Linked DNA regions of Homo sapiens: region 2 is linked to region 1. The links are chromatin contacts, found by Hi-C in ENCODE. All regions are on one chromosome and are shown on one strand. Each heading gives the region's core, a stretch centred on a gene start or an enhancer-like site at or near the end of the contact. The rest is flanking DNA. Distances are from core to core; before and after follow the strand shown.

Evidence for each region. Hi-C counts contacts between places; a loop is a spot of excess contacts on that map. Pooled maps may share reads with other maps.
Region 2: a loop to region 1 is called in a pooled map, with 2.6 times the contacts of the local background. The contact joins the enhancer-like site here to the promoter of SLC60A2 in region 1. A Hi-C loop is called at or near these places in 2 of 37 single-sample maps with no recorded cell type and 7 of 50 pooled maps.

What each region holds. Positions count from the first base shown.
Region 1 is chr6:111,255,223-111,261,008 of GRCh38, reverse strand. It overlaps SLC60A2 (solute carrier family 60 member 2), which reads right to left and starts at 1,670. Exons shown (of 4, transcript NM_153369.4): 1 at 1,282-1,670. The coding sequence starts at 1,308. SLC60A2-DT (SLC60A2 divergent transcript) reads left to right here and starts at 1,797. Exons shown (of 3, transcript XR_001743807.2): 1 at 1,797-1,885. It overlaps LOC124901378 (a long non-coding RNA gene), which reads right to left and starts at 4,907. Exons shown (of 2, transcript XR_007059708.1): 1 at 4,869-4,907; 2 at 3,299-4,171. RefSeq lists enhancers at 1,561-1,640, 1,961-2,020, 4,564-5,210, 5,549-5,786, 5,211-5,786.
Region 2 is chr6:111,839,786-111,845,983 of GRCh38, reverse strand. All of the region lies in intron 2 of FYN (FYN proto-oncogene, Src family tyrosine kinase), which reads left to right. Among named protein-coding and RNA genes, the nearest start is that of FYN, 31 kb to the left of the region's middle. RefSeq lists an enhancer at 2,974-3,083. Within about 2 kb of position 2,148, at least 10 of the 41 ENCODE cell types and tissues checked have a DNase peak (open chromatin) inside an H3K27ac peak, as active enhancers do.

The sequences.
Region 1 (5,786 bases), core at 421-2,920:
CAGTCTACATTTCCAGAATAACTGATTCTAATTGCCCTGCTCTGCTCTAAATGCATGGGGTGCGCCCCCTGCCCAACTCGTAACAGTCCAAGACCACGGACCACTATGGGCCCAGGTGCACAGCAAGCACCTCGTACTTCGAGAGAAGCCTGAGCACAGAATCTAATCAAATTAGTTCATGTCTTCAAAGGATTTACAACAGGACCGGACAAGTCAGTGACGACTCACCAAAAGTCTGAAGTGATTTCTTTCTTCACCCCTCCCCACCGCCCCCAATCAAAATACTCTAAGAAACAACTGTGGCTCAGAGTCCCTGAGATGGTAAGTGACCACACATGACTCTTGGGAGGACTCATCCTCTCAACTCCCCCAGGATCATAATTATCAAGTGATAAGGAGGAGGTTTCCGAAAAGTGAATTGAGTGGCGACCCAGGGGTTTGGCAAAAGGCGCCTCTAGGCTTGCCCTTTGCTCCAAGAAAAACATTTAAGAATCTAAAGGTTGGTTTTATTAATAAATAGGATGGTGGGCAGAGTAAAAGACATATTTCTGGCTCTATCACTTAACCAGCTGTGTGATCCAGAAAGTCACTTTCCCCTCCGGGCCTATTTCCTTATCTGCAAAATTAAGCGGTTGGCTGAATTTGGTCAGATCACCAGGAAGAAATTCCAGAAAAGTAGTTTTTCTGTGTAATAATTTGGGGGTTGAGTGGGTGGGTGCGGAGAGCAGCGGCCAAAGACCTGGTGAACCCCTCTTGCAACCTTCCCATCCGACGAAGGAGACGTAGGAAGGCTTGCCGGGCCGGGCGCCGTGGCTCACGCCGGTAATCCCAATACTTTGGGAGGCCGAGGTGGGCGGATCACCTGAGGTCAGGAGTTTGAAACCAGCCTGGCCAACATGGCGAAGCCCCGTCTCTACTAAAAATACAAAAATTAGCCGGGCTTAGTGGCAGGCGCCTGTAATCCCAGCTACTCGGGAGGCTGACGCAGGAGAATCGCTTGAACCCTGGGGGCAGAGGTTGCAGTGAGCCGAGATCGCACCACTGCACTCCAGCCTGGGCAACAGAGCGAGACTCCGTCAAAAAAAAAAAAAAAAAAAGCTTGCTGGAGCTGAAAGACGTATTCAGAAAATCTATTTCCTCCAAGATTAGAATTGTGCCCATTTTCTAGATGATGAAACTGAGGCCCAGTCAGATTAGGTAACGCGCCCAAGGTCAGTTTGCAAGTGGCGAAGGCAAGACTCGAACGCCCCGGCCTGGGAGTGTTGCAGCCCCGGCTCTCACCAGCCCCAGGAAGGAGGCACACAGCATCAAGGTGGTGAACCACCGCAGCTTGCTCCCGGTCCCACCGCTCTGCCAGGAGACCACCACCACCTCCGGCTCCGGCTCATTCTCCGCCGGGGCCTCCGCCTGCAGGAGCCGCTGCCCCGCAGCCGGGGGCCCGGCCCCACGGAGCTCCACCTCTAACTCCAGCTCGGCGGCTCCGGAGAAGTCGTCTTGCTGCCGCCGCGCTTCTCAGCAGAACTTCTGGAGCTCCGAGAAGAGCACTGGCCCCGACCCCAGGCACGGGTGTCCCTCCGGGCGCCACCTCCCAGCGGACCGCCCGGAACCGGGGCAGAGAAGAGGAACTTCGGCACGCCGCAGGTGTTCGTGGCAAAAGACGCTCGCTCTCCAGCAAGCAGGCGCATGCGCGGGTCACGTGGCGGAAATGTGGCCTCTCGCCAACCGCTATCGTGCCTCAAGCCGGAAGTTGATATGGTTGCCTAGGAGACCGGACGTAGCTCTCTAGCCTAGGCATCATACTTAGCTGAGCTCACAGAGGCTGGCGGACGTGCGCCCCATGGCGGAGCGAGCTGAAGTTGCAGCCTGGGACCAGGGAAATCAAGAGGTAAAAATGCGGCCAAACCATTATGAGGAAAAGGGGCCAAGAATTACACTGTAGCGCCTCGCGCCGGCTCCCCGGTCTCCTGGGGAGCGAAGGGAGCCTGAAGAGCTGGTCCTTATACAGCTTTCTGAAATCCCTGAGATCTGTCAATGAATCGCGCATCTTTCACTCCACAAGTATTTGTTGAACGTCATTGTGTAAGTTATCACGTATATTATCTCAACCCTCACAACACTCCAAATTCCACGTTATCCCCGTTGTACAGATAGAAAGATTAAGTCATAGAAAATAATTAACAATCTGCCCAAGCTCAGTCATCGAATTAGTGGCCGTATATAAACAGTGTAACAGTAGCTCAAGAAAGAAATCGGGATCCAAAGCTGTGGTTTCAAACACAATTCCTGAAATAATTCCAATTCCTGAAATAATTCCATCGTTGTAAAGAAGTGGAGCGTGGCATCGATTTGAGGAATTTTTTTTATATACTTTAAGTTTTAGGGTACATGTGCACAACGTGCAGGTTAGTTACATATGTATACATGTGCCATGTTGGTGTGCTGCACCCATTAACTCGTCATTTAACATTAGGTATATCTCCTAATGCTATCCCTCCCCCCTGATTTGAGGAATTGTTTTCCTTTTGCTCTTTAACAAAGCGTACCACAGCCTCAAAATGTTATATACTTTTCTTTGTGGTCTATTTGAAATGTTCTTTTCCACCTGATTCTTCCAACTTTCATCCACTTAGGCTCCCAGACTACAAACCTTAGTCTCATCATCCCTTGCAACCCGTCTCTCCAGACTTATTCGTTTAGTCATTAAGTCTTCCCCCCACCCGCACCCCCACTTTTTTTTTTGTTTGTTTGTTTTCTTTTTTGAGACAGAGCCTATGTCGCCCGGGCTGGAGTGTTGTGGCGCTTTTTGGTAGAGACGAGTTTTCACCATGTCGGCCAGGCTGGTCTCGAACTCCTGACCTCAAGTGATTCGCCTGCCTTTGGCCTTCCAAAGTGCTGAGATTACAGGTATGAGCCACCATGCCCCGCCAAGCATTTCTTTTTTATTTATTTATTTATTTATTTATTTATTTATTTATTTATTTATTTGAGACGGAATCTCGCTCTGTCGCCCAGGCTGGAGTGCAATGGTGCGATCTCGGCTCACTGCAACCTCTGCCTCCTAGGTTCAAGCGATTCTCCTGCGTCAGCCTCCTGAGTAGCCGGGATTACAGGCGCGTGCCACCACGCACGGCTAATTTTTTTATTTAGTAGAGACGGGGTTTCACCATGTTGGTCAGGCTGGTCTCGAACTCCTGACCTCATGATCCGACCGCCTCGGCCTCCCAAAGTGCTGGGATTACAGGCGTGGGCCACCGCGCCCGGCCCGCCAAGCATTTATTTTAGAGCAGGTCAGCTGGCATTCCTTCATATGAGAATGTCTTTATTTCACTTTGATTCCTGAAAATATTTTCACTGAAAATAGAGTTCTGGGCTAACCGTTATTTCCTTTCAGCACAGAAAGATGAGATTTCTATTCGAGTTTTAGCTACCCATGCCACCCAACAGTTCCCAGCTGGGGTCTCTCCTCAGGACAAACCACAAGAAAAGAAGAAAAAAGCCAGGAAATTCATCCCCTTGCAGGTTTCTAAGTTTTGACTCCCTACCTCAATTCTTTATTTACTTTTCAGAGGCGGCAGGTAGTTGCCATTTGTATTTTGTCATGAGTCTTTCAGTCGTAATCAGTGAGAGAGGGGCTGAAGTAGACTAATGACGCCAAACCAGGACTTTTCTACCTATCTTTGGAGAATCCATGTTAAAACAAACAAACAAACAAACAAACAAACAAAACCTACTTTGGTAGGTAGTCTTTTCTCACCTGCCTTTCAGCCTTGAGGCTGGTTTAGTTTCACAACTATATAGTTGTGCTGCTCCTAAATCTTGTCACAGGTTTTACCTCGTGTTACAGTTCTTTTAGCACTTATCTTCAGTTCCTTAGTAGATTATAAACTCAATGAGATTGAAACTATGGATGTTATATGTCTCTCCCCTAACATTGTATTACATACTTAGTAGCTATTACCTAACTGAATTGATTAATTACCTAACTGAATTGAGGTTCAGTAAAGCCATTTTTAAATTAAATATTTTAATTCACCCTGATTAAATGTAAAAAAAAAAAAAAGAAAAAGCCTTCTCTAAATGGAAAGATCTACTTTCTGATTCTTCATTCCCCACTTCACTCTTGAAAGCAGCAGTATATTTTTTCCAGTTGCCTCCAGAGGTCACCCACCACCTTTGAGAAAAAAAAAAAAAAAAAAAAAAGCATAAACTACAGCATTGCTTCATGCAGATTTCTCTTAGATCAATAGTGAGGATCAAGTTTTTTCTTGAGAGGCAATTTCAGAGAAATAAAGTGTCTATGAGCCACATTTTCTACTGAAAATAAATATAGCTTTATTGATTCTCTTAAAAAATAAGTATTTTACAATGTATATGGCTTAATTTATCTAAAAGGAAAATATCTGGATTTTAGTCACTAATCTGGTACTATCTGGGTGTATTTGTGAAATAGTAACAAGAAGGCAGGTTTTAATCTTTCAACTTAACTTTTTACTTTGGGTGAGAGAGAGAAATTAGACAGATCATGTTTGGAGACTGCATATCACTGTGAGGACCTATTTAATTTTTATTTGCCAGAAGGACCATCCTTTTTACTTATCATGTGATGTCCAATTTGTGCTTACAGTGCATCATGAAGAACTAAGTGTCACCATAACTGTTTCTTTCTGTATACTAAACTATCATTCTTTAACTTCACTGCTAAAAACCCAGTCTATTAAAACTATCTCTCACGAAGATTTAATTTCAGTTAGACAACTTTTATGGTTTATGCTATGTACTTTGAAAAGTTAGAAATAATGTTGAAATGATCTGACATTGGTGATGTTTGATAGAATAAATTATTTATCTTATTAAAAATTAAAACTTACTGATTTTTAAGTTTCCTTTTTTAAAAGGTATAAACTTAAAATTTTCTTCTTTCTTTCTTTATTCTTTCTTCCTTTCTTCTTTCTCTGTGGGGAAAAGCAAGAGAGATCAGATTGTTACTGTGTCTGTGTAGAAAGAAGTAGACATAGGAGACTCCATTTTGTTCTGTACTAAGAAAAATTCTTCTGCCTTGAGATTCTGTTAATCTATAACCTTACCCCCAACCCCGTGCTCTCTGAAACATGTGCTGTGTCAACTCAGAGTTAAATGGATTAAGGTCGGTGCAAGATGTGCTTTGTTAAACAGATGCTTGAAGGCAGCACGCTCCTTGAGAGTCATCACCACTCCCTAATCTCAAGTACCCAGGGACACAAAAACTGCGGAAGGCCGCAGGGACCTCTGCCTAGGAAAGCCAGGTATTGTCCAAGGTTTCTCCCCATGTGATAGTCTGAAATATGGCCTCGTGGGAAGGGAAAGACCCCAGCCCGACACCCGTAAAGGGTCTGTGCTGAGGAGGATTAGTATAAGAGGAAGGCATGCCTCTTGCAGTTGAGACAAGAGGAAGGCATCTGTCTCCTGCCTGTCCCTGGGCAATGGAATGTCTCGGTATAAAACCCGATTGTATGTTCCGTCTACTGAGATAGGGAAAAACCGCCTTAGGGCTGGAGGTGGGAACTGCGGGCAGCAATACTGCTTTGTAAAGCATTGAGATGTTTATGTGTATGCATATCTAAAAGCACAGCACTTAATCCTTTACATTGTCTACGATGCAAAGACCTTTGTTCACGTGTTTGTCTGCTGACCCTCTCCCGACAATTGTCTTGTGACCCTGACACATCCCCCTCTCGGAGAAACACCCACGAATGATCAATAAATACTAAGGGAACTCAGAGGCTGGCGGGATCCTCCATAATGCTGAA
Region 2 (6,198 bases), core at 899-3,398, 580 kb before region 1:
CAGAAGGGGCTTGGAAGCTCTGACTGAGGGCTGAGCTATCCAGAAAAACTCCATGATGGAGTGGGTGTGAGGAGCTGTGAATGCATTCTTTCTCTGAATGTTTGCTGAGCCTTCTCTGCCTGTACGTCTCTCTGCCTCCCCAGGTGCCTTGAGTTCCCCCACTGAAAGGCTGGACGTCGCAGCTCTCGCTAGCCACCCAGGCGTCCTTTTCGGCCCCCACTACTCTGCCCAACCACATTGCCTTGGGTGTAACTTTTCAGCTGTTCTGAGTTATGTTCCTCAATTCCCTGGCCACTTGGGGGCTGCCCCTTCATCATCTGAGAATGACTTGGGGTTATTTCTCATCTTGATTTGAGTGCAAGAGAGGCTTTTCTTTCTGAACTAGAGCCATTCTGAATGCAGCTCGTTTGTCTCTAAGTTAGGGAAGTATACTATCTGAAACATTGTTCCAGAACAATTGTGAGTAACTCCTGACCTTTGACCCCATGCAGGCACCTAGCTTCTGCAGGATGGCCTGTGATCTACTGCTAGTCACGGGCTTTTCAGCTCATACAAACCAGGGCAACTTGGGGAAATAACACAGCTCTAGTTAGGACAAGGCAGAAGGAGCCTTTTTAGAATCCGCATGCACTCAGGTTTTGGCTGTGGAAGCCAGGGATTGGCAAAGACTGTCGCCTATGGGAGGTCAGTATACTGTGACCCTTCTGGACTAGGCCAGGTCCACAGCAGGCAAGAGCCTATGGGTGCCAGGAGCCCCCTCAGGGCAGTATTGTGCCTTGGAGCCCAAAGAAATGCCTGGCATTTGCCCCAGACTGCAGGACTTGCCCTCCCCTGTCCAACTCAGGCAGTGAATCCTGCAGCCACAGGAGGGGGAAGTCCATTCATCTGGGTTCCCAGTCCTGGCCCCATGCCGGGCAAACAGCAGGGCTCAGTTAGTGGGGTGTGGGGGGCACTGAATGGAATGTGTTCAATTTTGCTTCACTTCTGCTGTTAACTTCCTGTTAGACCTTAGAAAAATCATTTCTCCTCCCCAAGTTTCATTTTTCTTATCAGTAAAGTGGTCCCTTTCACAGGACCAAGTAAAATTACTCGCTTTTAAATTGAAAAACACAAACCAAATACATTTTGTTTTTGTTTTTGTTTTCTGACTTGGGTCTTGAATTAAAATGGAAAAAGGGCTGTTGGCCACCAGTCTAAAGAATGCCAGGTAAGACCAGTTATGGATTGGGACTGAAGGAGCAATGAGTGTCTAACAAAAGAGTGAACACGGGTGACTGACCCGTGGTGTGGATGTCTGTAAGTGCACAGGGAATCCAGATTAAGAGAAGCTAAACGGGTAGAAATGCTGCTTGGATGGAGTGAGTCTGAGGCACCTCTGAAAGGCTCTGCCTGCACCCTCTCCTCAGTCAAGTAGTTGATGACCTGAAAAACAATCATTGCCTTAGGGGAGTTTGCTGTTTTAAAAGCTCTATTCTAGAAGTTCCACTTTCAGAACCTTTTTCTGTTGCTGGTAGAACACTGTTGAACACGGATCTATCAACTTTTCTTTTTGTCTGTGTTTACCTATCCAGAAGAATCTAATATAGGATGTGCATCTGTTGTATAAGTAAATGATACCTGTTGGCCAACTCCAGTGGAGAAAAATTGCCAAAGTTACAGTGTTTGTTCTTCATGTGGATTTTTAAGTTTCCTCTTTTAGTTGAACGTTTTTGTAAAGACAGAAGTGGAAAATTAGCTTTATTTTGACATGCTAAAGCTCAAAGACAAGTTAGCATAAATTCTGTATTAATTAATATCTATGGTTTATTGAACTTCTGCTATGCAGAGTGCTTTATATCATCTATGTTACACTTCACTGTGACAGCAGTCCTGTGAGGGAGCTATGAGAGGCTCAAGGTGCTGTAGTTATAGTAAGGATTCTACTCAGATCTGTCTGGGCTCAGAGCTTTCCCCTTCCCATACCCCACCTTACTTTGGAGTTTATATAATATTTGAGACAATATGTTTGTGTGCCTTATTTTTTTTTAAGTTTCGTAAGTTCTAAGAAAGCGGCATTTGTTACTTTTTAGAGAGCTCTTCCTTGACACTCCCCTAAAGGCCCAGGCTGGATGGGGTTGCCCTATCGCCACGGCCGCTTCAAAGCTGTCATTGTGGTTGCATAGTTATCTGTGCAGTGACTGTCTGACAGCAGTGTTCACTGTGGAACTGCAGGCTTTATCAGCTCAGAATCCTTATCTGTGCCAAGCCTAGTGCCTAACTCATAGTAGGCCCTCTTAAAAAATTGAGCAGGCATGAATGAGTGGAAACCATGCTTGTTAATAGCATTATGTGGCGATAAGACCATCATTCCTTGACTTGCTCCCCAAAAGTACAAAGTTTCAAGCAGACAAATGAACAGATCATTCTTAAAATTGAACTAATCTGGGCAAGCAAAGAGAGTTCAAAGATAAAAGAGGGGGACGCAGTAGTGCACAAGGGAAACATTAAAGCAAATATTTTCTTTTCCACAGAATCTTTTAGAATTCTTGAGGGTTACAGTTCCAGATATCATTGCTTTAAGTGTATAAAGTGTATTTTTAAAAAGTGAAACCCATACCCATTTAAAAATTGAAAAATATGTAATCAAGTTGTATCAGAACAAAAATGTGCTTTTTGTGTAAAAAGCTAATTAAATGGAGTCATCCTATTTAGTGATTTAAAAGGATTTGATTAAAATAATATCCACTTCAACTACTCTCAAAGGGCTGAGGAGAGAGGTTTGGTTTCCGTGCATCCTGGATGGCCTTTGTCTGGTGTGATTAAAGGTATTTCAGTGCCTGCCATGAGAGAGGCCCCTGCCATTTCTGCAGTTTCAGTGAGACCGAGAATTCCTGCAGTGTCATTCCAACTGTTTGCAGGGTTTAGACAGCTGCGTTCAGGCCACAAATATGGCCACAAACACTACTGCCTATTTGATAGACACAGAGGCCTTCCGAAACAAAAATTGTCATTCAAAAAGAAAAGTAAAAAGAAAAATTACCTCCTGCCTTAGAATTGTTTACTTTTCCTCTGAGTGAGTGAGTTCTTTGAAATGTGTTGGTCTGTTAATGTAGAATGTACATGGAAGTTGCTCCATTTTTCAGTGTTTCTTTGGTTTTAATAAGTCCCAAGAGAAATGATAAAAAACCTCCTAGATTCTTAGTGTGGGGATAATTGTCTTGTGGGGGGAAAATCTAATTCTAAGTAATCGAGGGTTAGAAATTTGAGGCCGCATCAGGAATCCAGCTTTAAAGCCATGTCCGCATGATTTCTATGCAGCTGGTTAAGAGGTGGGAAAATTAATTCATACAAGTTTTTTCTTTTGTGGGAAGAATAAGATTTCCGGGGTCAGAGGCCAGCAGTGTTTACATGGGGTATCCAAAGGCCTCACAGTGCTGGTTGCTGGGGTGACATGAGGATGTGTCTCCAGTGTGAATAGGGGGACATTGGCTTTGGGGTGTACCGCGCAAATGCGTGTACTGGTTGCTTAAGGGAGGTGAGGGAGAGAGTGAAGAAGAGGAAGGGAAGAATAGCATAAGCACAACTCCCTGCCATTTGTGGGAGCCATTGCTTCCTGAGTGGGCATGGGCGGGTTGCAGGGGCAGGACTCAGGTGCTTCTGGTGCCTCTGAACCCATGGACACTGGACAGGGCAGTTCCTATGTGCAGACGGGAATTGTTCCTCAGGCCCTCCCTGATACATGTACTACAGGCTGCCAGCCTCAGAAACTATAGGAGGCCAAAGTGGCCTACATTCTTCATTTACCTTTCTCAACCTCACACACAGATTGACCCATTCTGCTGGTGATCAGGCAACGGAGTGACCCAGCCTCAGTGTATAACTGAGTAAGGGTCACGTTTCACACAACCCACTTTTCTGGCGACTGGGGACCAGGAAAAGGAAGTGGCTTTGACTTGCGGGCAGGGAGAGAAAGAGCAAGAATGCATGCATGGGTGTGTGTGTGTGTGTGTGTGTGTTTAGGAGGAAGGGACATGCTTAGAATTCTGTTTTAGACTCAAAGGCAATCATTGTTAGTCTTGGCCCAAAAATAGTTGTTATGTATCATGCGTAATAACTGACCAGCTTTCTTTTATGTAAATCCCTGGATTGTAAAACTAAGCGGTGCTGTCTAAGAAGAAAAATATACCTACCCTCTGCCAATTTGAATTTCCAAAAAAAAAAAAAAATCCCTCTTCCTAGACATTCTAAATTTAGGAGGATATTGATAACTGATCTAGAACAACTGCAGATAACAATATTTTCAGCGTGATTCAAGGAAAGAGTTGAAAAATTGAGGGTTCCTTGTTTAGTCCTGGATATAGAACAGTTCATTCATTCTTTACACATTAACGAACACTGGTAGGCCAACCACTGTTTTAGGCCACATGTTATCTTATTCGGTTGCCCCACGTTGTATGTGAGGAAAATAAAGCTCAGCCAAAGGGGAATGAATTGCCCAAGGACTAACATCTAGGAAGCAGCAAGATCCAAAACTATATCTCAGACTTGAAGCACCCTTCTCTTTCTCCTCCACTGTGGATGCTCTCTTGTCCTGAAGCCATCATTATCAGCCTCATGTAATTTAACTGGTATTTTTTTACACATCTTTCATTTTCTCTTCACTGAATTTAAAAGGTCTTTCTCCCTTATTTGTGGTTTTAAAAGTAGTAATGATGTTTTTATCAAGGAACAATTGGAAACCTTGAAAAGAGAATCACCTCTTTAACCTGACCTGGCCCTGCAAGGTGGTCGCCCTGTGAAAGCGTGAAAATGACTTCCAGGGGTGGCATCTGCAGGCAGTGGGAGTGGGGGAAGCCCATGAGACACTCATTTTCTTTCCACTGCTGGTTCCCAGACTTGGGGATCATTTCGTATATTCTTCATCTGAGTAGCATTCATCATTCCCTATGACAAAAGCTGGATGTTGCCAGGAGAGAGTGGGGAGAAATGCTGCCCACGTTACAATGGAGAGACAAGACGAGCTCTCACCTACATACTTTGTACCATTTGTTTTTACACCGAGGCTTTCTCCTGTAGCCATGAGATACTGCATAATTTGTTTCACTGCAGCCAGGCCTGCTGTGTAGAAGTTGGAATCATTTGGTTGTCTGCCTTGCATAGACTTATTATCTGCTGAAATTGCATGTGAAGGAAAGATTATTAATAAAATATATGTGAAGAATGGCTGAAAAGATGCTTTTGTCAGTGCCCCTAAATACTTTTAAGAGCAGAGCTGCAGTTTTCTAAGAGTGGTGTTGTATAGGCCATAAAAATACATAAAAATTTAAGCTTTTCCTTTAAAAGGTTATTACTGCCCACTTTTAGCCCACAACAAAATTTTATTTGAGCAGAAAACCTTCTTTGTTAGCTTGCTGTGCCTGCCGTCACAAATTACCACAAACTTGATGGCTAAAAACAACAGAGATTTATTCCCCCACAGTTTTAAGAGGTCAGAAGTCCAATAGCAAGGTGTCAGCAGGGCCACGATACCTTCAGAGATGGAGAGAATCTGTTTCCTGTCTTTCCAGCTTCTAGTGGCTGCAAGTGTTCTTGACTTGTGGCCACATCACTCCAGTCTCTGCCTCTGCCCTCACATTGCCTTCTCATCTGTGTGTCTTCCTCTGCAGCCCTCTTATAAGGATACCTGGGATGGCTTTTAGAGCCTGCTGCATAATCCAGAATAAGCTCTTCCTCTCAAATCCTTAACTTTATCACATCTTTGCCATATAAGGTAAAGGGATTAGGAAGTGAATACCTTTTGGGGGGCATTTTCTGCCTAACATACCTCAATTTGGGAATTTCTGTAATTTTCATTTATCGAAACATAAAGCTTGCAACCCCTTGTTTCACTCATTACTTCAGTCAGTTTAATTTTCTTAGAAGGGGCCACTTGGAAGATCTAAGAACTAGTCTCTTCTCCAGTCCCCAGAGCGGGCAAGGCCACGCCTGTCTTCTTTCTCAGATTGAGGTTTATGTAAAGAAGAGGAATTATGGGCTCTGAAAGCTGGGAAGAGGCCTTGGAAATCATACCCTCTCAGTCTTTGGGGGAAACTGGGGCTAGAGATGTAGGGTCACCCGAGTCTGGAGCAGAGATGGGACAAGCACTTATTACACTAGCCCACACCTTCCGCTTTGTTCCTGCAGACCCCCAAGCTGTCTCTGGTGATACAAGCCTCTAGG